6 separate regions of the Homo sapiens genome follow, and regions 1, 2, 3, 4 and 6 are each linked to region 5. Evidence: chromatin contacts called from ENCODE Hi-C or POLR2A ChIA-PET data. All regions are on one chromosome and are shown on one strand. The core of a region is the stretch at or near the end of the contact, and the rest is flanking DNA. Distances in the headings are between cores, read along the strand shown.

The links. Hi-C counts contacts between places; a loop is a spot of excess contacts on that map. ChIA-PET counts read pairs that join two places held with the same protein, here RNA polymerase II (POLR2A). Pooled maps may share reads with other maps.
Region 1: a loop to region 5 is called in a pooled map, with 7 times the contacts of the local background. The contact joins the promoter of DCAF1 here to the promoter of HYAL2 in region 5. A Hi-C loop is called at or near these places in 2 of 37 single-sample maps with no recorded cell type and 6 of 50 pooled maps. POLR2A ChIA-PET finds 5 or more read pairs at or near these places in 8 of 52 experiments (B cell, BJ, CD8-positive, alpha-beta memory T cell and 5 more).
Region 2: a pooled map shows a loop between it and region 5 (2.9-fold over the local background). The contact joins the promoter of ABHD14A-ACY1 here to the promoter of HYAL2 in region 5. A Hi-C loop is called at or near these places in 1 of 37 single-sample maps with no recorded cell type and 7 of 50 pooled maps. POLR2A ChIA-PET finds 5 or more read pairs at or near these places in 4 of 52 experiments (HEK293T, MCF 10A, activated T-cell and 1 more).
Region 3: a pooled map shows a loop between it and region 5 (4-fold over the local background). The contact joins the promoter of TEX264 here to the promoter of HYAL2 in region 5. A Hi-C loop is called at or near these places in 1 of 37 single-sample maps with no recorded cell type and 3 of 50 pooled maps. POLR2A ChIA-PET finds 5 or more read pairs at or near these places in 2 of 52 experiments (CD4-positive, alpha-beta memory T cell and activated B cell).
Region 4: a pooled map shows a loop between it and region 5 (6-fold over the local background). The contact joins the promoter of DUSP7 here to the promoter of HYAL2 in region 5. A Hi-C loop is called at or near these places in 1 of 168 maps with a recorded cell type or tissue (posterior vena cava), 1 of 37 single-sample maps with no recorded cell type and 7 of 50 pooled maps. POLR2A ChIA-PET finds 5 or more read pairs at or near these places in 1 of 52 experiments (GM10248).
Region 6: a loop to region 5 is called in a pooled map, with 8 times the contacts of the local background. The contact joins the promoter of QRICH1 here to the promoter of HYAL2 in region 5. A Hi-C loop is called at or near these places in 7 of 50 pooled maps. POLR2A ChIA-PET finds 5 or more read pairs at or near these places in 2 of 52 experiments (activated B cell and activated CD4-positive, alpha-beta T cell).

The regions. Positions count from the first base shown.
Region 1 is chr3:51,498,456-51,502,116 of GRCh38, forward strand. DCAF1 (DDB1 and CUL4 associated factor 1) reads right to left here and starts at 1,560. Exons shown (of 25, transcript NM_001387579.1): 1 at 1,418-1,560. RefSeq lists an enhancer at 1,010-1,109 and a silencer at 1,220-1,449.
Region 2 is chr3:51,973,683-51,977,539 of GRCh38, forward strand. It overlaps ABHD14A-ACY1 (ABHD14A-ACY1 readthrough), which reads left to right and starts at 1,382. Exons shown (of 17, transcript NM_001316331.2): 1 at 1,382-1,522. ABHD14B (abhydrolase domain containing 14B) reads right to left here and starts at 367. Exons shown (of 4, transcript NM_001146314.2): 1 at 283-367. It overlaps ABHD14A (abhydrolase domain containing 14A), which reads left to right and starts at 1,382. Exons shown (of 5, transcript NM_015407.5): 1 at 1,382-1,522. The coding sequence starts at 1,454. RefSeq lists enhancers at 1-492, 526-705 and silencers at 1-85, 306-475, 1,306-1,685, 2,291-2,585.
Region 3 is chr3:51,668,951-51,672,642 of GRCh38, forward strand. TEX264 (testis expressed 264, ER-phagy receptor) reads left to right here and starts at 2,302. Exons shown (of 5, transcript NM_015926.6): 1 at 2,302-2,338. LOC124906237 (a long non-coding RNA gene) reads right to left here and starts at 2,155. Exons shown (of 2, transcript XR_007095907.1): 1 at 1,699-2,155; 2 at 1-706. RefSeq lists a silencer at 2,038-2,467.
Region 4 is chr3:52,054,141-52,057,969 of GRCh38, forward strand. It overlaps DUSP7 (dual specificity phosphatase 7), which reads right to left and starts at 2,431. Exons shown (of 3, transcript NM_001947.4): 1 at 1,710-2,431; 2 at 1-234. The coding sequence starts at 2,226. RefSeq lists silencers at 942-1,011, 1,722-1,771, 2,092-2,151, 2,352-2,731, 3,132-3,491.
Region 5 is chr3:50,321,495-50,325,172 of GRCh38, forward strand. It overlaps HYAL2 (hyaluronidase 2), which reads right to left and starts at 1,251. Exons shown (of 4, transcript NM_003773.5): 1 at 1,159-1,251. TUSC2 (tumor suppressor 2, mitochondrial calcium regulator) reads right to left here. Exons shown (of 3, transcript NM_007275.3): 3 at 3,415-3,678. RefSeq lists enhancers at 15-354, 988-1,661, 2,444-2,945 and a silencer at 3,154-3,343.
Region 6 is chr3:49,091,823-49,095,467 of GRCh38, forward strand. QRICH1 (glutamine rich 1) reads right to left here and starts at 2,249. Exons shown (of 10, transcript NM_198880.3): 1 at 2,090-2,249. RefSeq lists enhancers at 1,373-1,885, 2,254-2,373, 2,484-2,823 and a silencer at 1,884-2,133.

The DNA of each region.
Region 1 (3,661 bases), core at 310-2,809, 1.2 Mb after region 5:
GGCCAGGTGTAGTGGCTCATGTCTGTAATTCCAACACTTCGGGAGGCTGACCAGGGAGGATCACTTGAGTTCAAAACCAGCCTGGGCAACATACTGAGACCACTGTCTCTATAAAAAATAAATGAATAAAAATAAAAAATTTTAAAACTGTATAATAGGCAGAACAGTAAAACACTGTACTCAGCAACTACGCAAGAGATACTAAGTACAAAATGATTTCCCTACATTCCCCAAATTCTCTATTATCTCTTTAACATCCAAAAATATATACCCACTCAAAAATGGGTAATGAATAAATGTTATATAGAAAACCCAAATGGTCACATCATTAAGAAAAATACTAAATAGATCCTAAAATCTAAATATACACATTTACATAAACATTAAAGGTAAACTCCAGTAAGCTGGAAAAAGAAAATGCAGGATGATATTACCAATTAACCTCTCATTCTGTACATTAACGATGCATTTTGAACAGGAAGATGCTACTAATATAAAAAATTAAGACATGTAAACTAATTAAAAGGCTTCATCAAAAAAACAGGGTAAGGAAAAACCAAGACCAACATGACATGGCCAAGGACGAGTCATTTGTGACTCAAAAATAGCTAAATACAAACACTCCAAAACTATTTCCTCAACAAATGGAAAACCAGAGCGCTGCCACCGCAGTAAGAGGAAACCAGACAGAAAACCGTCTAAGAAGTGAAGTTGTTAAGCAAACGCTTCTGACACCCCAGTTGAAAACTACTATAACCCCCGGAAATAGACTCCAGGGAAGCTTCGCGGGCACTCTGAGGTTTGACTCCAGGCTGCGGGACCCGCACACCTCTCTTTCCAACCCTTCCCTCTTTCATGGGGATGGGAGGAGCGCCCGGAAAGCTCCGCCCCCGTCGCACGGTCCAAGAGGCAGGCGGGTGCAGGGAGAGGTGGCACGAGGCCGAGAGACGGGAGAGCCCGCCCAGGTGACTGGAGCTGGAGGCGGAGACACAGTCCGGGAAGGGGCCCGCCGTATAGTACGGAAGATGGAGCCCCGCAAGCCCGTACGGAACAGAGACTAGGAGGATTGGAAGGAAAAAGAAAACAAGGGAAATGAAATGCGCCCCTCCTCCAGGTAGGGGCGGACACACCCCGCCCCCCCACTCCGGGCGGAAGAGTTACTCTCGGGAAGCTTCTCGTGGGGAGTGGAGGAAGAACGTGGAGGCCCCGCCCCCAGGACAAGAATCAGGAGGAGGAAAAGTCCTGTCAGGCCCCGGGCCCAGCCTCCCGGCAGACCGGCCCGCCCCCTCCTCGCCGGCGGCCCAAGCAGGTGCCGCCCCTCCCCCAAGCCCGGCGCCCACTCTGCCGCCCGGCCAGCCGCGCGACCTGCTTCCTCGCGCCCCTCCCGTAGAGTCGCCTCCCTCCATTTCCCACTCACCGTCCGAGGCGGCTCCGCCGCTGCCCCCCCCCGACCCCGCCAGTGGCCACAGTTCACACACACACAGCCTCAGGTCCCGCACTCACTCTCCACTCACACACACACACAGCGCGACCACGGCTCCACAGCGGCCCACATATTATGCGTCACTCGCGCGCTACGTGCACCGCGCGCGCGCGCTCGCGCCTACTTGGCGCGAGGACCGCGAGCAAGGGGCGGGAAGAGAACGCCTGCACGATCGGGGAAAAAAAAAAAAAAAAAAAAAAAAAAAAAAAAAAAATCGAAGAGCCCCGGGGACGCCTGGGAAATGAAGTTCCGCGTCTAGGGGCGGGCCCACCAGTCCCAATTGACGCATGAGCTCTTCGCCTGGCGCATTGACTTCTGGATTTGTAGTTTTTTTGGATAAATGCGAACTGCTGAGTACTCATTGGCTGCTTCGGAAGGCGGAAGTGAAAAGTGAGGGAGCCAATCCTTCTAAGACAGTACTGTAATCGCCTGATACTTTTTCAGTGTCTTGTTCTGACCTGTGTGCGCAAAGAGCCTCTGTTTTATTTGGCCATTTGCCTTATCTTACCTAGAACATACCGTGATCTAAGAAAATATTTCTCATAAACATATCAGAAATCACAGCACTCATTAAATCAGAAGGCACTGGTTGTTTTTTGTTTGTTTTGTTTTGTTTTTTTGAGACAGAGTCTCGCTCTGTTGCCCAGGCTGGAGTGCAGTGACGATCTCAGCTCACTATGACCTCCGCCTCCCGGGCTCAAACAGTCCTCCCACCTCAGCCTCCAGCTGAGACTACAGGCGCATGCCACCACACCCAGCCAATTTTTGTTTCTGTTTTGTATGTGCGTGTTTGGTAGAGACATGGTTTTGCCGTGTTGGCCAGGCTGTTCTCGAACTCCTGGGCTGAGTTCTCCCAGCCTCTTTTTTCTCTGTCTTTTTTTTTTTTTTTTTTTGACAGGGTCTCGCTCTGTCATCCACGCTGGAGTGCAGTGGCGCGATCACAGCTCACTACAGCCTCAATCAACCTCCTGGGCTCAAGCTATCTTCTCACCTCAGCCTCCCAAGTAGCCGGGGCTACAGGTGTGCACCACCACACCCGGCTAATTTTTAAAAATTTTTGTAGAGACGAAGTCCCACTGTGTTGTCCAGGTTGGTCTTGAATTTCTAGGCTCAAACGATTCTCCTGCCTCGGCCCCCCGAAGTGTTGGGATTACAGGCATGAGCCACTGCACCCAGCCTCTGTCTTTTTGTTCAAGACCTAGCCTGTAAGAATCAATAGATACTTATTGCCAGGTTATTATACGTGAGGCAGAGAAGTGAAAAATCAAAAGCTCATAGATTAAGGCAGGACTGACCTCACAGGTCACTTAATTCAATTTCTTCATGTTGTTGGGAAAAATGAGGCCCAGAGGGAGTGAGCGACTTGCCCAGCATCACACAACCAATTAACAGCAGAACCAGAGGACTCCTTACTCTGACCAGCAGTCCCTCTTGTGGGGCATAGAAGATAAACATGACCCACAGTTGAGCAGAATCTCGACCTGACAAGATCCTACCCAGCGTTCAAGGCCTTATGCAGCTCATTATCTCTCCGGGAATGCTGAGCAAGTCTCCGTGCATCTCCATGAGTCTTCACGGCAATACTGTCACATGAATACAAGACACAGCAAGCCTGCTGCTATGCTCAGGCTCGACAGCTAGTAAGGATCCTGAATCCTGGGTCCCTTGGTTTCATTCCCCACTAGATCCCATTTCCCTCTTTCCAGAAAAGGGACCATCCTCCTTCTCTTAAATGTGTAACTTGGAGCTACTGCTCCAAGCAGAGATTCTCTAATATGTGCTGGGAGCGCCACAGACATGTCACCTTTCTTCACTTCTTTCTCCTGCCACAACACACAGGTCCCTTCTCTGTGCTTCTGGAACTCTACCTCTGTCAGTAATGGCCAGTACCATTTCTTTCAACTTCAGAGCATGCTGGGCCCTGAGCCAAGTGTTCCAGCCACACTCTCTCATTTAACCCTCACTACCCTGCCACACACACAGGGAAGATATGGTTAATCACCTTTACAGATGAGAAATCTGGACCCAGAGAGGTAGAACAAGGAATGGAACCCACATGCCATTCCTCCAGCACTCCTTCAGGTGACTTTCCTGCCATGCCTCCCTGGGCCATGAACCTAAAATGTATGAGGATGGGACATTTAAGCCTTGGATATCTCCCCTCTGACTATGGTCTAG
Region 2 (3,857 bases), core at 132-2,631, 1.7 Mb after region 5:
ATTTTCTAGAGGCGGAAACCGAAGCGCCCAGTGGGAAAGGCGACCCGCCGGGGATGCGGGGTGCTCAACGCGCTGCCACCTGGGGCCCAACGCGTTGACCTCGCGGTCAGGTTGCTTCCGCGGACTACGGTTCTGGCTCGCTAGCTCTGGAAGGGAGCACCGGGAGGGAATGGTGGCAACTCCCAAGGAGGGGACCCAGGGATCCGAGAAAGGAAGACTTGGGGTAGGTGGGGTTGGATTTTGACTGGAGAGAAGAAAGGGTCAGGAGTGCAGGGCGGGTACCTGGGGAGCTGCGTGGACTCGCGCAGACGGGAAGCAGGCGCGTGCTGGCGGTGACCTGGGGCCGGAGGAGGAACGCTGGGAAGAGGCCGGGCCCCATCCAGCGGGGGCGGGGACTGGGCCGTGCTCCGGGGCGCCCTCTTGTGGCCACAAGCTCGCAGCGTCCATAGACTCCGCTAAACTCGTTCTCACAGCGGCGTCAGTTTCCCAAAGCCTCTCGGTCTCACATGCCCCAAACGCGGTGCTGAGCACGGTTTCGAACTCTTCAGCGACCTGCCCCACATGGACATGGAGCAGTCTGAGGAGGAAAGTTCCTTCGGGATCGCATCCTTGCTGCTGTCTTCCTGCTCCCCATCCCCCTTATCCCCAGCTTGAACTGCCCAGGGCAACTTGTTGGCCTGGCACGGAGTTGAGGCCCGACAGGTTTGAGTGCGAGGCTCCGCCAGTGTCCAGCCAAGTGGCCTTGATCGTTTTCCCAATGCCCCCGAGCCTGTTTCCTGCCAGTAGAGCGGGTCAGATGTTGCCAACCTCTGCAGAGTAGCAATAAGCAGTAAACGCCACGCTCTGCACAGCCTCCCAGTGCTGGGCCTGGTCGCCACGCGGAGCCTTGGGCTGGGACAGGCCAGACGTTGGTAACACATCGCCAACCAGGGCAGGCGCCATGAGTAGACGTGAACGAGCCCAGGGCCAGCCCAGGCTCTGACCGTGGGTGTGCGTCGGGGAGGGGGTGGGGAGGAGTGGGTAGGAGTCAGGAAAGTGGGTCGGCCAAGACCTGGAGCTGCTGCATAACAATATCTGGCATTTACACAACGAGGCCTCTGCTCCGGACACTGTTCTGAGGCTTGACCCGTCCTTAAGAACCTAGGACAACCCTGTGCGGTGGGTTTTATCCTTAACTCCATTATACAGGCCAGAGAACTGAGCCAGGGTGGAGATGTTCCACTGAGAAGAAGCCACATGGCTCTCCGCCGGCTCTCAAGCCAAAAACAGTTCCGAAAATCTGGGCGGGGAGCGGGCCAGAGAGCGCTGGGGCTCTGCCCCCAGCACCCCCTCCACGCAGACGACTCGGTAACTGGGTTGCAGGCCCGCGGCTGCGGAGTGCGCAGGCGCGCCGAGATGGCCGCGCTCCTGGCCGCCTAGAGCCGGAGCGGCCCGCGGAGCTGCGGAGGCAGCCATGGTCGGGGCGCTGTGCGGCTGCTGGTTCCGCCTGGGCGGGGCCCGCCCGCTCATCCCGTTGGGCCCGGTGAGTCTCCCGGGGGAGGGAGGCCGGCCGGTGGCCCAGGGGAGGGCCGTCTTTACCCCGCCCCTTGCCCCGGCGCCCCGGGGCAGAGTCCCGCGGAAGAAGCAGACGCTGGGGCCGCGAATGTGCATGTGCGCGCGTGTAATGTGTGTGCGCGCGCAGGGTCTGCATATGTTCTTGGGGGTCTGGGTGTATGTGTACGCTTGTGTGTCTGCATGGTGTCCGTCAGTGGGTTTCTGCGCGCTTATATTTTTGGGGGGGGGGTGTGTTCGTTGATGTCTGCCTGCTTGTGTCAGCGTTATGTCTTCCGAGTGTATTTCTGTGTGCGTGTGATTTTAAGGGTATGTGTCTACCTGTCTGCGTGTGTGCATTTCTGGGGGTTTGTGTGTGTGTGCGTGTCTGCTTTCCTGTGCATGTGCCTTTCTTGTGTGAATGTGTAGTCTTACGGTTGTGTGTATGACCGTGCTTGAGTATTTCTGAGGATCAGCCTGTGGTTTTCAAAGTGTGCATCTCCATCAGTCTCTCTGGCTTCCTGATGCCTGACTGTGTGCGTGATGTAGAGGGTACCATTACAAGGGATTAATTGCACACGGGCCAGTGTGTGTGCAAAGAGGCTGCATGTACATGCAGGGAATAGCTTGTGCAAAAGAAAAGCGTGTGGGGGCAAGACTCGTATTTGTGCGTGTGTGCACCTGTGTGTCATTGTCAACGCATATTCCAATGACCTAACCCGGGCACAGTTTACCCTGCCCCCCGCAAACCCCCGCAGGCGGCCAGCTGCAGGTCCACTACAATTTCCTAGTACTGCGGGCACCCTCGGTTGCCAAGGCAACAGCCTAAGCCCCGCCCTTCCCGCTTTGGAGAAGCGCGGGGGCGCCCCGAGTGGGCAGCAAGGAAATGTCCCTCGCGCCCGGTGGGAATCTGGACTAACGCCCAGTTAGAGACGCGCGTCTGAGGTTGTTAGTGGTCTGGAAGAAAAGAGGAACGCGCTCTTCCTCCACTAGGTCCTGGTTTTCCAGAAACAGCAGAAAGGCGGCTGCTGCTGTGGCTCACAAGCCCCCCGACCCCGAAGCCTGGGGATGCGGGCTCAGGAAACATCCCCAAAACATCCCGGAGGGATGAATAGGAACCAAGACGGGCCCCCGGCTCCTAGTTCGGGCAGGCGCCCAGTTGGCACTCAATAAAGATGTGCTGGCCCGGCGCGGTGGCTCACGCCTGTAATCCCAGCACTCTGGGAGGCCGAGGCGGGTGAAACACGAGGCCAGCAGTTCGAGAACAGCCTGGCCAACATGGTGAAACCCTGTCTCTACTAAAAAATACAAAAATTAGCCGGGCGCGGTGGCGGGAGCCTGTAATCCCACTATTCGGGAGGCTGAGGCAGGAGAATTGCTTGAACCCGGGAGGCGGAGGTTGCAGTGAGCCGAGATTGTACCACTGCACTCTAGCCTGGGCGACAGAGCAAGACTCCGTCTCAGAAAAATAAAAATAAAATAAAGATGTGTTTGCTGGACTCCTGGAAGGAAGCAGGCGTGCTCATCCTAGGCCCAAGAAATGACAGGGACAGCCCTGATCCAGTCCACGGTATTATCTAAATCTCACAGGAAGCTTAGGAGGGCAGCCACGAGGTTATCCCATTTTACTGACAAACTGAAGACACAAGGTCAGGAAGTGGCAGTCTCAAAGGCCTGTCCTGTTTGAGTCCTGGGTCCTAAGGGCTGTCCTCTGGGGTGGCAGAGACCCCAGATTGGAGGAGTCCACGAAGCAGTCATTTGGCCAGAAGCTGTCTGTGTGTAGGATGGGGAGTAGCAGGCGGCATTCATCTCTCCAACCTCTACACTGTGCTTTTCATTTCTGGGTGTACCATGCTCCTCCCTGGCCCTGCAGCCCCTCACTCCTCAGCATTTTCCTCTATTACAAGACATTCTCTGTGAGCCTCTTCATAACAGCTGGGTTAGACCTTAGTTATAATGCGATTGTAAAACGCGTTCTGATTTTAGCAGTATTAAATGCAGTGAGATTAAAAGAACCATTTCCAAACATGCCCTTAAGTGGGAGGTCCCTTTGCGCGCAGTCTTTCTCCTTTGATAGCCCTCATCACTTTTTCCACCTGCAAGGCTCCAGTTCATCCATCATCTCCCAGCTCCACGGGTTCCTCCTTGGCAAACCGAGTGTGGCCTGGTAGTTAGAAGCCCATTCCTAGGTTCAAACCCCAATTCCCCCACTTGCTACTTGGCACTTTGGGCAAGAGAATGTACCTCTCTGAGCCTCCATTTCCTCACCTATAAGAGACCTATAATCACGTCTGCTCCCCAGCATTCTTGGTGGAAAAGAACCTTGT
Region 3 (3,692 bases), core at 1,052-3,551, 1.3 Mb after region 5:
GGGCAGCCCTGACTAGACAGTGAGTGGCTGGGGATTGGGCACAATGCCTTCAGAGGGTGGGAGACAGTGTGTCTGTGAGTGGCTGGTGGCAGCGAAAACATTCTTATTGCATGTGTATTCTCTGTCATCCATGTTGGGGAATCTAGCCACTGGCCCACAGAGTTAAACAGAGCTTTGGAGTGTGAGAGGTGGGGGAAAGAAGGGACAGTCTACTCCAGCTTCCTGTTTAATTTCTTCAAGGGGAGGGGCCCTGGGGAAACAATTTTCTGGAAATTTACAAAGAAGGATAGAGAAAGAATCTCTGTAGTGATTCCTTGGACAGAGGAAGGCAAGAGGAGATGAAGGCCAAGTCTGGACTCATGATAGGGGAATCTGTGCTATTGGGAGATAAGATTGGGAGTGGAGGATGGTTGCAGCACATGGCTGGGCGAACAGGTTTCCTCAGACCTGTTACAAGGGGTTGGAATGAAGAAAGTGCCTTGTAGAGTAGGCTGCTGCCTCCTGGTGGCCAGCCGCTGCCTTGCAGGGATCCTGCCAAGGGACCTCACTTGGCACTGTTGGAAGCAGCCTGAGGTGAAGCTGGGCAGGCTGATGTCATGGCCTGCAGCCCCAGTCACCAGCGGACTCTCCTCCCACAAAAGAGGTGCTGAAGCTCCTGAGGCACATGTTGAACTCTGATGTGGGGCTCTAGAGTTCCCCAATCAGGCTAAGGGAAGTGAGCAGAGAGAACAAGATAAAGAATGGGCACTTCCTTATAATGGTTTCCTGGGAAAAGCTCACCACCTTCTGAGAAGCAGGAGAAATGACCACGCAGACCCTGCAGGCAGAGGCTGTCAGTCTCTGAGCCCGGGCCATGGCTGCTCCTTGTGTCAAAGGAAATGCTACCAAGTGTGTAGCCCGCCTGCCTGGGGCACCTAAGCTGAGGGTTTGACCATGTGCTTGATGTTCATAGGTAAAACAACTGCTGCGACCTGCACTGGCCCAGCCCGGAGTGCCTGTGAGGGGCCAGCTGCCTGTTCTGCCAGTTTGCCTAGAGGGCTGGGACAGGCTTGGCCCTGTGGATAAGGTTCAAACTCCCCTGCCTGCGGAAGGAAGAATGTGAAGCAGAGGGAAAGGAAGCTGGGATTTTGACTGTCTCTGTGTGCCCAGCCTGCTCTTTGCTGGTGCAGTAGTGGGATCCACAAGGTGAACCACCCTGTGACTGCTGACTTTTCCCACCACCACCTTCGTGGTGTTCCCATCTGCTGGATCCCCCTCCCAAACATCAGTCCTTGTCAGGATACCAAAGTAGCTCTTGGCCTCGCCGGTCTTGTAGCCAAGCTTATGAGCATAGTTGTCACCTTCCCCACCTCCCACCAAAAGTCCGGGATTTTCACGAGGGGAGCGTTTTATCTTTGGGCCCCTAGAAGAGTGCTTTGTAGTTTGTAGGTCCTCAGAAATTTGAGGTGAAGATTGAACCAATCATCAAGGAGCTTACACTTGACGTGGGAATCACGTAAGTTACCGCTAAACCACAAAGGTAGACCAGCCTCCCACAGCCACAACCTGGGCACTGAGGGAGGAGCCTGGAAGAAGGGCATTCCCATGGAACGTGAACTCCAGGAGGGCAGAACCTTGGTTTTGTTCACTCTATCCCCAGCCCCTAGAACTGTCCTGGCAAGGAGTAATAATAAGTGTTGGATGGATGAATATACTCACGGAAGTGGGAATGGGTGGGTGGAGGCAGGAAGCAGATATTTGCGCTATGCAGAAGTTGGATCCACCAGTTTCTTCCGCGAGCCCAGACTGGGCTTCAGCTTCCTCACCTATGCCTTTCTTGGTTCCCAAGTCTGTTGCGAAGCCACAGTGAGAGAAAGTGGCAGGACTAAAGGTGGTACAAATGCCAGAGGCTGATACTGCTGTGCTGCGCCTCCCTAGGCTGTACAAATTCTCCTCAGCCCCAGCTCCCTGGTCCCCAGCCTGGCCCTCTACTGCGGGCCACTGGGCTGCCTCCCGTACCCGAGCCTGGGCCAGGCTGTCACTGTGGTGCTCCTGCCAACCCAGATGCCCTGGGGTGTTGCTAAATCAACCTCAGCAACCGGATAGTTTGTTGGAGGCGGGAAGGTACGCCGTGGGTTCCGCCGCAGCCAGCGCTGGGGCTAGGCACACGCCCGTTGCCATGGAGACGGGGCGGGGCAGGCCTCCGCCCTCCGGGTCCCGCGCGCACGCGCCCACGGCCACGGCCATGTCCCGCCGCGAGAGGGGGCGGAGCGAGCGTGCGCGGCGGGCGCGCGCAGGCTCCGTAACCGAACCCTGAGCCGCCTGCGCGGATCGGCGTCCGCAGCGGGCGGCTGCTGAGGTGAGGGCCGGGCCAGAGGAGAGGCATACCCACTGGGGCGTAGGTCTGGGACTCCCCCTGTCCGCCCTGGCGCGACCTCAGGACTCTCCGTGTCCCCTCCGTGACCCCCGCGGCCCGGGCCGCTCTTTGCATCTTGTCTTGCCCACAGCTGGCCTCGGCCAGGTCCGAGGGCCTGGATGCGACCTTGGGGCAGCCCCTACTCTTCCGGGCAGCCCACTTCCGCGGCCACCGGTGCAGGGCATGCCCCGGGGCCGTGGAGGTGAGGGAAAGAGGCGCGAGTCGCGTTTTAACTCCGCCCCCGTCCCCCAAGGCCGCGCCTCGCAGCCTGGGCTGCAAACTTTAGCGTCCTTTAAGTTACAGACGTGCGTGGGGCTCCGTGAGGAGGTGGGCGAAGAGAAAGGCTCTGAGTAAATAGGCAAGGCCCGGGGTGAGCAGGGGCTGGAATCCGAAAGTGGGAGGCGGCGGCCCCCCACCCTCCATAGTCCTTCCGCCCTCTGCTAGCACCGAAGTTTAGCCCAGGACGGGGGCCGTTTAAGGGCCCGGCCCTCCGCCGCCGCGCACGTGAGCGGCACCAGGAAGCTGGCTGGGCGCAGCCTTCCCTGAGGCTCGCTGGCACCGGCCGCACGCGTCCATCCCGGGCCTCTGAGCGGAGGGGGAGCCGAGGCTAGAGGGAGGGCGCAGTCTGCCCAAGGTCAGCGGCAGCGGCAGTTTCTGGGCGCCAAGTGTGATTGGAGTACTCCAGGAAGAGGGGCGTGACCAGAGCTCTAGCGAAGAGACCTGACATTGTAAAGCTAGGTTTGGCTTCTGATTTCCACAGGGGGTTTGAGAATGGGACGAGGGTGCTTTAGAGGGACCGGTAGGCTTTCCCTGAGGACGGTAATCAGGGCATGATGGTTGGCTCAGTGGTTATTTCCTGGGCAGGGGTGACTGTTCTTTCAGCTCCCAGCACTGGAGCGCTCGGCCCCTGCCGCACTGGATGCCAGCAGTTACTAAAAGTGAGCCTGGCATTTCAGGTGAGCTCCCAGACCTTCTTCCTTTTCTCTTGAATATAGGGGAAATTCACGTTACCTCTCCACGTGCCGACCAAGGCTCTGAGACCCCCAGGTGGGTTTTCTTCCCCCCCGCCGTTTTCTGAGCAGTTTGGGAAGTGAGAGGAAGAGAAAGGTAGATACTAAGTTTCCTTGAGGAGACAGGAAGTGTTCAGCTGAGATGGCAGATCAGGGTGAGGGCTTGTCATTCCCAAGGCAAGTGGGGGCCTAGATGCTGAGAGTTTTCCAGCTTTGGGCTCAGAGATGTCCAACAAGGATTTAATGCTTCAGGCGTTTTGGAAGCCAGTCACCAGAGAGGAGAGAGA
Region 4 (3,829 bases), core at 1,181-3,680, 1.7 Mb after region 5:
AGGGCAGGATCTGGACAGGGAAGGCTGGTTGGCTGGATGGCACAGGGCTGCCGTCTGACTCGGTGGCACTGCTGGGCAGCTCTCGGTCCGACTCGCCGTCGGAGCAGTCAGAGCTGATGCGCAGGCCCCCCAGGCCCAGCACTGAGGTGGGTGGCGAGCTGCTCGGCGAGGAAGAGCTGTCCACGTTGGTCTCGCAGTGCTCAGAGTACTCTGTTTGAAACTTGTTGAAACCACCTGTGTCCAGGGTGAGACAGGGCCTGGGTGAGAGGCTGGTGAGAGCCCAGATGGGCTGCACAAGACCAGAGATGGCCAGGACTCTGCACGCCAAACACCACAGCACCCACGGTCAGCATGGGCCATGCCAAGCATGTTACACGTGTGCCCTCTCTCGTGTTCTCTCCATCTAAACCATGACCACTTCACAGATAAGGAAACTGAGGCCCCAGAAGGTGAAGTGACGTGCCTGGACTCCAAACTGGTACCCATAACACTTCGGGGCCCCCAGCCATGGCACCAGCTTTAGGGCACTTGAGGACAGGCCCCAGCTAATTCCTCTTCTGCAGCTCCCACGCACACCTAGCACCCATGGGTGTTCAGTAACAGCTAAGTGGTAAAGAAAAGCAGACAACCCCATCTTAGCCAGCACCTCTGGGTTGGCAAACTCCTCTTATAGATGAGACCACAGGTGCCAGAGCCACATCTGGCTCAGTTAGAGGCAGAGAGGTCCTGGGCTTCCTGAACGGGAGTCTAGTGGTTGCCCAGCCCCGAAACTACAGCTGGGGAGGGTAGTGGGAAGGTACTGGCTGGCCCCTTCCCCCAGCAGGGGCAGGTTTTTGAAGGGGGTCCTGGCTCCACTTCTCTAGAACCCTCCCTTAGAACACAAGCCCCACCCCCAGCCTTGGACCTGCAGCGGGGGAGGGCCACTGGGGCGATACAGGGACAGGAGAAATGGGGAGCCCCTTGCAGCGAGGCATGGGCCCTGCGCCCGAGGGTGCCGCAGGCCTCCCCTCCCCTCCCGCCCGCCCCGCTGCCAGCAAGAGGCCATTTTGGAATGTTAATTGGAAACACCGGCCTCAGCCACTCGCCCCCCGGTGCTACCTCTCCCTTCTGCAAGCTCCGGGGCAGCAGGCTAGGGACCTGGGGGTCCCGAGAGACCCGGGCCAGGGCAATGGAGCCTGCCCATACCCTGCCCCAAGCGCCTCCTAGAGGCGGCAATTCTCCGGTGGAAGAAGCAATTCCCGGATCCAGGAGACCCCAACCCAAATGGTCTCCATGCGCTGGAGGTGAGGATGGTGCTATGAAAGGTGCCCTTCCTGATCCTGGCCTTCCAGAAACACGAATTCTAGGCTGGACTTGGGCGCCCTGCCGCTTTTAGGGTTCTGGGAGGCGGCGCCTTCCACCTCTGAGGGGCTCCACTGGAGCCCAGGCACTACTGTCGCCCCATCAACAGGAAAAAAAAGGAAACCCCAGGCAGGGGAAAGTTTGTTCCACCCACTCGAATCGTGCCGAGAAAGGGGGCGCAGAGGGAGCCCCGCGCCTGCCAAACCACACAGTGGGGACCCGGCTCCAGGAGGGCGGATGCGGGCCGGGGACGACGTGGCGCCCAGAGGGGCAGGCCGAGCGCGTGGAGAGGAAAGCGCCTCCAAGGGGGGCGTCAGGGAGTCGCGGGGGGGCCCCGATCCCGTAAGGCGTCTCGGTGCCGCCCTCACCTTGGAGGTAGTAGGCCTGGCAGCCGTCGTCGCGCAGCTTCTGTAGGAGCAGGCCGAGCACGGAGGCGGGAGCGCCGGGCTCGGGCTGCCACTCGGCCGTGGCCTCGTCGTAGAGCAGCACGGTGGCCGCCTTGCAGCGCGTGGCGAAGCGCTCCTTGTCGGCGTGGTTGGGGATGATGGAGCGGATGGGCAGGTTGCCCTTGCGCAGGCGGCGCAACATGAGGCCCGGGATGGCCAGGTTGATGGCCGTCTCGATGTGCGACGACTCGAAGAGCTCGTGCGGCCGGCAGTCGAGCAGCAGCAAGGACGCGCCGCCGCGCGCCTCCAGCTCCTCCTGCAGCCACTCGGCGCTCTTGCAGGGCATGGCCCCTGCCCCCGTCGCCGCGCCCGCCCCGGTGCCTGCGCCGGACCCCGACCCCGCACCGGGCTCGGACCCCGCCCGGGTGCCCCCAGCCGCCGCCGCCCCCGAAGTCGACATGTGCGCCCGCGCTGGGGGGCCGCGGAGCTGGTTTTTCATGGGGAGCGCGGGCGGCCCGGGGCCGGGGCCGGGCAGCCCTGCCCTGGGACGGCGCCCCGGCCGCGCGGGCCCCAGCCGCGTCTCCGGGCGCCCGCCTCCCGCCGAGCTGCGCGCCCGCCGCCCCGGCCTCCCGGCCTCCCGGCCTCCGTCCCGCCCGCCCGCCCGGCCCTCCGCGCGCACCGCGGCCTGACAGCCCCAATTAAACGGCGGCTCCGGCGGCCGCGCGCCGAGGCGTTCTCCGGGGGGCGGGGCCGCGGGGGCCGGCGCCCGGGCTTAAAGGCGCAGCGCCTCCACCGCCCCTCCCCACGGGGTATGCGGGCGCGCTCGCGACCCGAGCCCGGGAGACCAGCGGCGGGGCCCTCCCCCACCGCCTCCGCACCGTTGCCCCCTGGACTAGCTCGGAGCTGACTACGATCCGCCTAGGGACCCCGGCCTAGACGCCCTCATGGGTTCACTCTGCGCGTGCTCCCAAGCTCTTCTGGACACTGCGGGAAGAGAGGCCCTGGGGGCGTCCTATGCCTGGCACCCCCACCCCACATTCACAACAGCATAGTTTTCCTGGGACGGGGCGTGGTGGGGGGGATGGTCAAGCTGAGCAACCTCTCCTCCTCCCGCCTGTCATCCCATTCATTTTTTCTGTCATCGAGTTCATTCAACAAATGAGAACTGAACGCCTACTACGTGCCAGGCACTGTGCTAGGCGGTCACCGTTTCAGAGGACCTCATCGTTCCCCTGACGGTCACAGGCTCCAGACCTGAGGGAGAGCGTCTCACGCCAGCAGGCCTGATGGGAAATCAGGACCTGGGCAACTGGCGGGGTAGGAAGACTCAGGGCCGTGCCACCTTCCGTGGGCAGGTGTGGAGAAATCCTAGAAAGGACCAGCTTTGGGAAGGGATCGCGAGCCCTTTAAGAAAGCTTTACAAGCGGGGTGGTGACAGGCGCCCAGTGAAGCGCCACGTGACTTTTTCCACGGGGCCGGTGGGAGGGGAATGCTCCTTTATAATCAGCTTTCCTTCCCCTGCCTCCCTCTCAACGGACCAATCAACTTCCGCGGTAGGCGGGCGCCTGCCATGCAGATGGCCAATCCTGGCCGAAAGAGGCGGTGGCGGAGGGAGGCGGGGCCCGCCGCGGTTTCCACCCAGGGCGGGGAAGTGGGCGGGGCCTCCGCCCGCCCTGTGTGTCGATTTGCAGGCAGGCGGGGCAGCGGAGGTGAATGGACCCGCAGGTAGCGCTAGAACAAAGCGGCTAGACGCAGGCGGCGCGCTTGCGTAGGACCTGCAGTGCTTTCCCTACGGAGCCAGGGTGGCAGCTTGAGGCTGGACCCTGCCGTCTATCTGGTCCATTCTTTTGCCTGGCGGGGTGCCCCTCCTTGGGGCTTAACCCCCCGACTCCGCCCGAGGCTGGTCGGCTCTGAGACACCTTGCCCCCATCCCTGACTGGGGGAGCGGTGGTGCTTGAGGGACGGCCTCTGGAACCCCGAGGATTTGAGCTTTCCGCTAACCTCTGACCAGAAGGCACGAAAAGGGGTGACTCAGGAGCAGTCCCCGCCTGTCTTTCAAGCGAGGGATAGTCTTTCGGAAGAGTTTCATCCTGGGCCACAGG
Region 5 (3,678 bases), core at 1-2,500:
GGCCCTTTAAGACTCCAGTGCGGAGGTGGGCCCGGGATTGGACTTGCGGACGGGGCGGGAAGGTGTGGTCCACCTTTCTCGGTGCCGGTGCCTCGTTTCGGGCTCGAAGAGCCCCAGGTCCTCTGCAGAGGGACGTGGCCGCCCATTTAGGACCCTAATGCCCCTCTGAGCCGGGCTTTCTATGGGAGTCTCAGCCACGAGCGCCAGTCAGCCTGAAATGTTTCCCCTGCAGCCCGAGGCCGGTGGTTCAGTCCTCCCAGCTCCGCGGCGCCGCCAGCCCTTTAAAGAGACAGTGTGAGGGACAAGGCAGGGGGACGGGAAGGGGGGGGGGGGGAATAGGAGGAGGCGTTGCCCCGTTCGGCCATCAGGAGGTGCTGTGGTACTCCGAGGTTGGCAGGGGGCAGCACCAGATCTGGCTCTGCACCCCCTAACGTAGACGCCAGCCGTGGGTCCCCTTTGTGTGGAAAAAGGGACTTTGACCTGAGGCGACCTCTGGTCTCCTGGAGAGTAGTGCCCCGCCTCCCACGAATCAGGGGCCCCCTTCTCTGGTCCGCCGTCTAAAGGGAGGCCCCGCCCCCTGCCAGACTGAGGGAAGGGGCCAAGCACCGCTTCTTAGCCGGCCCAGGAAGGGCCGAGGCAGTCGTTATCCTGGCAGCCCGGCTCTGGGTCGCGGCGTGGCCGCAGGGTTGGGGTCAGGGAAGCTCAGAGGGGTCTAGGAGGTTGGCCGCCCCTCTCCCTGACTCGCATCAGGGCGGGACAGTCATCCCTGAGATCCCGTCCTTTTCTGCCCAGTCTCTGAGGTCCTTTGGGAGCCCGGCTCCCTCTCAACCCCGAGGAGGCCTCCATTCCTTGCAGCAGTTTCTGGCTGGACCTCCGAGAAAGCCAGCAAGAGGGGTCTCCCAGGGCCTCCATCCCGTATCCAGCGCCCCCTACGCTCCACAGGCCTCTCCCGGTGGGGGGCAGGCTTAGACCCTGGCGAGCCCCGTGCGAAACCACCTCGGCTCTTCCTAGGTCCGCTCCCTTGTGCGAGACTCAACTCCCAAAAGGGCCCGCGTCTGCACCACCAGCCCCTAACCCTCCCGGGCGCCAGGAGAGGGAGGGAGTGCAACTGCGAGCGCATCTGTGGGGGTGCAGACCAGCCGTCTGCTCTGGGCTCACCTGTGTGGGAGTCCGTCGGCCCAGTAGGTCGGTGGCCTCCCTCCTTCCTGGGGTGAGCCTCTCCAGCTAGGCTACTTGCGCCAGCTGCTGCCCGTTGGGCAGCTCGCCGAGGACTTGATAAACCCCATTCCCTCCCATCCGCTCCCGCCTCCCATCCCAGCCCTTTCTCCTCACTTCCTGCTGCCCCCTGAGAGGAAAGGGCCAGGAACAGGCGTGGGGGAGGAGATCGCCTTGACCCTGTTTCCCTCCAGAATGCCCTGCTGGCTGGCTGCCCTCCCCACCCTTCCCGAGTAGGATCTGGCCCCGCCAGCTGCGCCAGGTGACAGGAAGGCTATGGGCTCAGGATCAGGTGCCAATCTCCCCCACACCCACAGCTTCCAACACTAGGGAACCTCTTCACTCCTTCCCTAGGATTGGGGCCCATCCTCAAATCCAGTAGGGTGTGAGAGGATGGGGTCAGGTGGTGGTGCTTTTGGGAGTCAAAATACTTGGGGGTCGTTCAGCTGATGGTCCCCCAGAGCAGGTGCCCAAGAAGGGAACTAGCCTTGGGGGGAGGGTCGGGGGGACTTCCAGTAGCTGAGTCCGTTTTTTTCCACTGAGAGCTTCCGCATCCTGTGTGACAGGACAATGTGTTAGTGAGTGTGACTGTGTGGGTTGGGGAGGAGGGGATGGACTGGGAGGGTTCTGCAGAGTGCTTTCCTGCTGGAGTTCATTCCTGGATGGATTTCAGAGTCCACTATACAGAGTAGGGGGCTCCTTACAACATGGATGAGGAAAGGGGTATACTCCTCTGGGAGGGGTGTTCCTGTGGCTGGCCCTAGGGAGGACTGCAGCAAGGTTCCAGCAGACCTCTCCAGGGGTGCAAATCTACCTACCCTCAAATCACCCAGAGCCAACCCCTCAACAACCCAATGGCCCAATGCCCAGGAGCCTCTCCCCCAACAGAAGGCTGTGTGAGGGGTAGGTGAATACCCAGGAGTCTGGCCCTGAGGACCAAGGAGTCCAAGACATGGTAGGGGAAGGTGCAGTGTCCCTGTACCACTGTGCTGGCTTCACAGGGGCCAGAAGCCTTGAAAGCTCCATGGGTGGGGACCCCCGGGGAAACAAAGGCTAGGCCAGACTGTCCCAGGGCAGGGACACTTCCTCAGGCAGCCAGCAGGAAGGAAGTGAGCACAGCCCGGCGGGAGAGAGTGGGGAAGTGTTGCCTGACCCCCATTGTTTCCAGCGATGGGGTCAGCTGGGTAGGCCCAGCACAGGGAGTTCCCTCAGGCTGGGACAGTGGTGGTAGGAGACAGGATGCTATCTGGCATGGGAGAGCCCTGGGCCTTGAACAGCCAGTAGAGGGGGACCATGGAGGATGACAGGGCCTCATGTTTGGCATCTTATGGGGGTATGGGGAGGCACCCCACAGAACTGCAAGTCCAGGCTGGATATGGTGATCCTGCCCTAGCCTTGACAAGTTCAAACCTCCGAAAGACTGGCAGACCAGCTCCCTACACTCAGAAGCCTGTCCCTGAAATCTCCCCTCTTTAACTGGGAGTTGGACTGATAGTCAAAGCCTAAGCCTAGTAGAGAATCTGCCTTATAGCAGCCCCTGAGAAGTGCAGGCAGAATGACCACAGTGGGCAGGCTGCAGGTGATGAGAAGATGGGGGCAACAGACAGCAGGGGCAATACTAGTGGGCCGAGCCTTGCTTGCTGAAACAGCAGCCTGAGCTCATTCTCCCATGGTGTCCGCAGGCAGGCCTCAGAGGAGGCACATGAGTTTGGGTTGCTGAGCCTGGCAGTAGGCCAAAGGCGTGGGGACACCTATCTGGCTGCTGTCCATTAAAGCTGGGCCTTTGAGGTCCATGGGGGTCAGGCCATGACCCCACTTAGGATCAGCTGGCGATGCTACAGCTAAGACAGATATTCCAGAACTATCTTGGGTCACACTCTCTCACCTTAGATCAGGCAGGTGGGGCCAATCCTTAGTGAAGTATCCCAGGGCCTTCTGATTCCAAGGGTCACCACCACATGGATCACAACAGATAAATGAGTGCCCTCCCACCCTGCAGGGGGCCTGCAGTGAGGTCTGTGTGAACACACAGCCACCTGCTGGCCACAGTTGGGATGGCCACAGGCTGGGCTCAGACTTACTCTTGGGCTTTGCTGGTCATAGGGGGCCTGCCAGAGTCCTGTGCCAGGCCTACCTATTGAACCCAGGTGGTAGTCTAGACACTGGGTGTCAGAGCCCCCACAGGATGCCACTCTCATGTGCAGGATCTACAAATCATTTTATTGAAATTGAACAAATAACACAACAGTCTTCCTAAGCTAGGGGCCATCCTCCCCAAGCCATTTCCCACATTATAGAAGCACAGAGCTTGCACAGTACTTAAAAAAAAAGTCACCTCTATATAGAAATCAGACTCTGCCACGACATCATCATGGACTATTTACAAACCTTCACATTATAAGTATTCCTTTTATGGTTTTTCCCTCCTTTCTTTCCCTACCCAGGGGTTCTAGTGCTTTCCCT
Region 6 (3,645 bases), core at 999-3,498, 1.2 Mb before region 5:
GCACTTTGGGAGGCCGAGGGCGGGTGGATCACGAGGTCAGGAGTTCGAGACCAGTCTGATCAACATGGTGAAACCCCGTCTATACTACAAATACAAAAAATTAGCCAGGTGTGGTGCTGCATGCCTGTAATCCCAGTTACTTGGGAAACTGAGGCAGGAGAATCGCTTCAACCAGGGAGGCGGAGGTTGCAGTGAGCCGAGATCACACCCCTGCACTCCAGCCTGGGTGACAGAGTGAGACTCCGTCTCAAAAAAAAAAAAAAAGTCAAAATTTTAAGTGTATCCTAGAAAAACTTTACAGCTTTTCTTTGAACCATTTAGGTCCGTTTAAAAGCTGAGCCTGCAAACGCTTAAATCTGCGGGTTCCACTGACTTATATCCTAAGAGGAGAAAACTGAGCAAGTAGCGAACTGTGGCTGAATTCAAAGATGCCGTTCTCCCACATCTTCATTTTACAGCACCTAATAGTTTCTGGAAGACAGCACCCAGAATTGACAGGATTTGTAATGCTTCAGTATTACCAGAAAAAAAACTGTGCACAGATACTTCCAGGATATGAACAATTTTAACTCACCAGTCACCATGTTGCATGTATTTCTGCTGCTTGTCCTGAGTTCTTAAGACTTCTAATATTCTGAAGAAGATAGAACAAAAAAGTTCCTTCCATCCTCAGCCTCTTTTTATTAATAATTTTAACTTTGTTCTTAAAAACAATACAGTACATTAGAAAGAACTACCCCACCATTATCAAATTTGATGGCTAATTTTACTTCCTCTTAGCTTCCTATTCCTTAAGCTTAATTGAGCAAGACTGTAAATCAAACTAGCAGATGTTTTGTATTAGAAAAAAGAGGTGCCTATTTCTCTAGAACAAACCTAGAACTTCCTTGACACCAAAACACAGCGGCAGGGTCAAAAAAAGAGCTGAAAAGGACTGAAATCCTACACCAAAAGTGACTTTTACAGTGATACACTATCAGATTTTAGTAATTTCTGCTGGGATTTCTGCAATTTCAAAAAAGGTAAAGCACTGATTCTCAGGTTGTTCCATTTTGTTTAAGGCCAACTTTTTGGCTGAGGCAAAGGTGGGCCTTTAATATAATAAAGTAAGCCCCTCCCACTTACGCAAAAGAAAAGCTGCGTTTAAGGATTTAAACTGGCATTTTAGAGCTCGGAGTTCACATGGGCCACATAAGCGAATTCCCTTCCGGAGCGCACAGAGGTGACGTGTATGAATTACGCTTATGGACGTATTAGTTTCTAATGAAAGATAAGCAGGTACCACTCAAGGGCCTTCTAATATTAACCTTCCCTGCCCGGCAGAAAGCCCAGTACAAGGTGAGGAAATCCGAAGGGGCTCACTGCCCTCTCAAACCAAGAGGGCTTGGTTTCCGAAGCAGAGAAACACCCTACCCAAGCACCCGCACCGTACTTGGGCCTCAAGTAACGGCATTCTTCGAGGAGAACGGGCAATCTCGCCCCCCTCACAGAGGAGCGGAACCGCAAGCCAGACAGCAAAGCTGGTTGGTTTCTCTCCAGGCCGAGGCCACGGATGCCCGGGAACGTCACCAGACCAGAAAGGACCCAATCCTCAACCTTCCCAGCGCAACGAGCCGCGGCCGGCCCTCTGCTCAGCAGAAGCCTCCTGCGCGCTCTCGAGGCAGCACCGCCACCCGATATCAGAGCGCGCGCCCCAAAACTGGGGGTCGTCACGGGCGCGCGCTCCAGAAAGCCGCGGTTGCCCACGGGCCACAGCTCCTAGAGCAGAGATATCCGGGCCGGGAACGCGCACGTCGGCGGCCACGCGCACCGAGAGCCGCACAGCGCGCGCGCGTAAAAACAGGCTCAGCCGCGCGCCCGCACCGGCGCGCCATCTCGCGCCGCGCCCACCCAAATCCCCGGGCCACCCCTCCCCCATCCACAGGGCGGGGTGCGCTAGCCCAGGAACGTTTTCGGCTCCGGAGCCGCCCCGAACTCTCCAGGGCCCAGCGGTAGTGGCCCGCCCGCCCCCGCCCGCCGTTGTGTGGGGTGGGCCCCCCGTCTCAGGCCTACAGCTTCGCCGCATCCCCACCCGCACTGGAGCCCTCACCCGGCGACGTCACTGCCGCCGCCGCCGCCGCCTCCGCTGCACCCGCCGGCCCCGCCGCACCGCCAGGGACCCTGGTTCTGCCGTCGTCGCTCCAAGACCGACAGGGTTTTCTCCTCACAGCTCCCTGGGCGCCATCTTACATTCAACCCTCACAGCCAATAGGAGCCGATTGCTCCTCTCGCGATAATCGGGGCGTCGGATCCCGCGAGATCTGGGACTGCCTACCGGCCAAAATTAAAGTGAACGCTTCAGCAGGGGAAGGTGGCCGCGCTTCTGGCCGCTAGAGCGGATAGTGGATCCTAGGGTATGGAGCGGCTCGCTCCGCCCATGGACGCCTCTCCATGTGGGGCGGAGCTAGGGCCGTGGCTTGGCCTAGTAGTGGAGTCTCGGAAGGCTAGGGCTCCAAGCTAGCTCTTTGGACCCACCTTCCGTCGCCCGCCAGAGCCTCCTTTGGTCGAGCACGCCCACGCGGGGCGGGGCCTGGCCAGGCTCGGCCTCTCGCTTAAGGTGGACCCCACAAACTTCTGTCCTGGGCCTGGCGTCCCCAGCCGTGCCCTGCCTGGGAAGCCTCTAGGTTGCTCACCTCCTGGAGGAGTCAGCATCTGGTACTCCCGCTGTCTGCTGCCATCTGAGTTCAGCCTTCCGCAGTTGGGTCCACCTTAAAGCGGGCCCCCGGGTAGCCTAGTGTTTGTATACAGGGAAAATGTGGAAGGCGTTAAAGCTGCAGGCACACTCGGGCCTCAGCAGCAGCCTACACTGCCCCCAGAGGGCTTCCAGCCTGCTGTAGACTCTTTTTGCCTCGGAGCTTTTGCCCTTGTTCCTCTTATCCTGGCAAACTCCCCGTAGTCTTTCGTGATTCCCTTCAGAAGTCACTTCGTTAGAGTAATGTTTTCTGAGGCCCAGGCTGGGTCAGGAACCTCTTCCAGTCTTGCACAGGCCCCAGGGAGACCGCTCCCATACAGTGCTTGGTCACCCATTTCCCCTCCCGTGAACTTGGAAGGCCACCACAGCACGTATGCCCCATCTCACTTTGCCTGGCACGTAGTAGGCACTCAAAAATTATATGCCGAATGGGCCGGGCACGGTGGCTGAAGTCTGTAATCCCAACACTTTGGGAGACCGAGGCGGGTGAATCACCTGAGGTCAGGAGTTTGAGACCAGCCTGGCCAACATGGTGAACCCCGTCTCTACTAAAAATACAAAATTAGCCGAGTGTGGTGGTGCATGCCTGTGATCCCAGCTACTTAAGAGGCTGAGGCAGGAAAACTGCTTGAACCTGGGAGGCAGAGGTTGCAGTGAGCTGAGATCACACCATTGCACTGCAGCTTGGGGGACAAGAGTGAGACTCCGTCTCAAAAATAAAAAAGAATTATAGGCTGATTGGGCGCAGTGGCTCACGCCTGCAATCCCAGCACTTTGGGAGGCCGAGGCGGGCAGATCACCTGGGGTCAGGAGTTCCAGACCAGTCTGGCCAATTTGGCAAAACCCCGTCTCTACTGAAATTACAAAAATTATTCAGGAGTGGTGGCGCCCGCCTGTAATCCCAGCTACTTGGG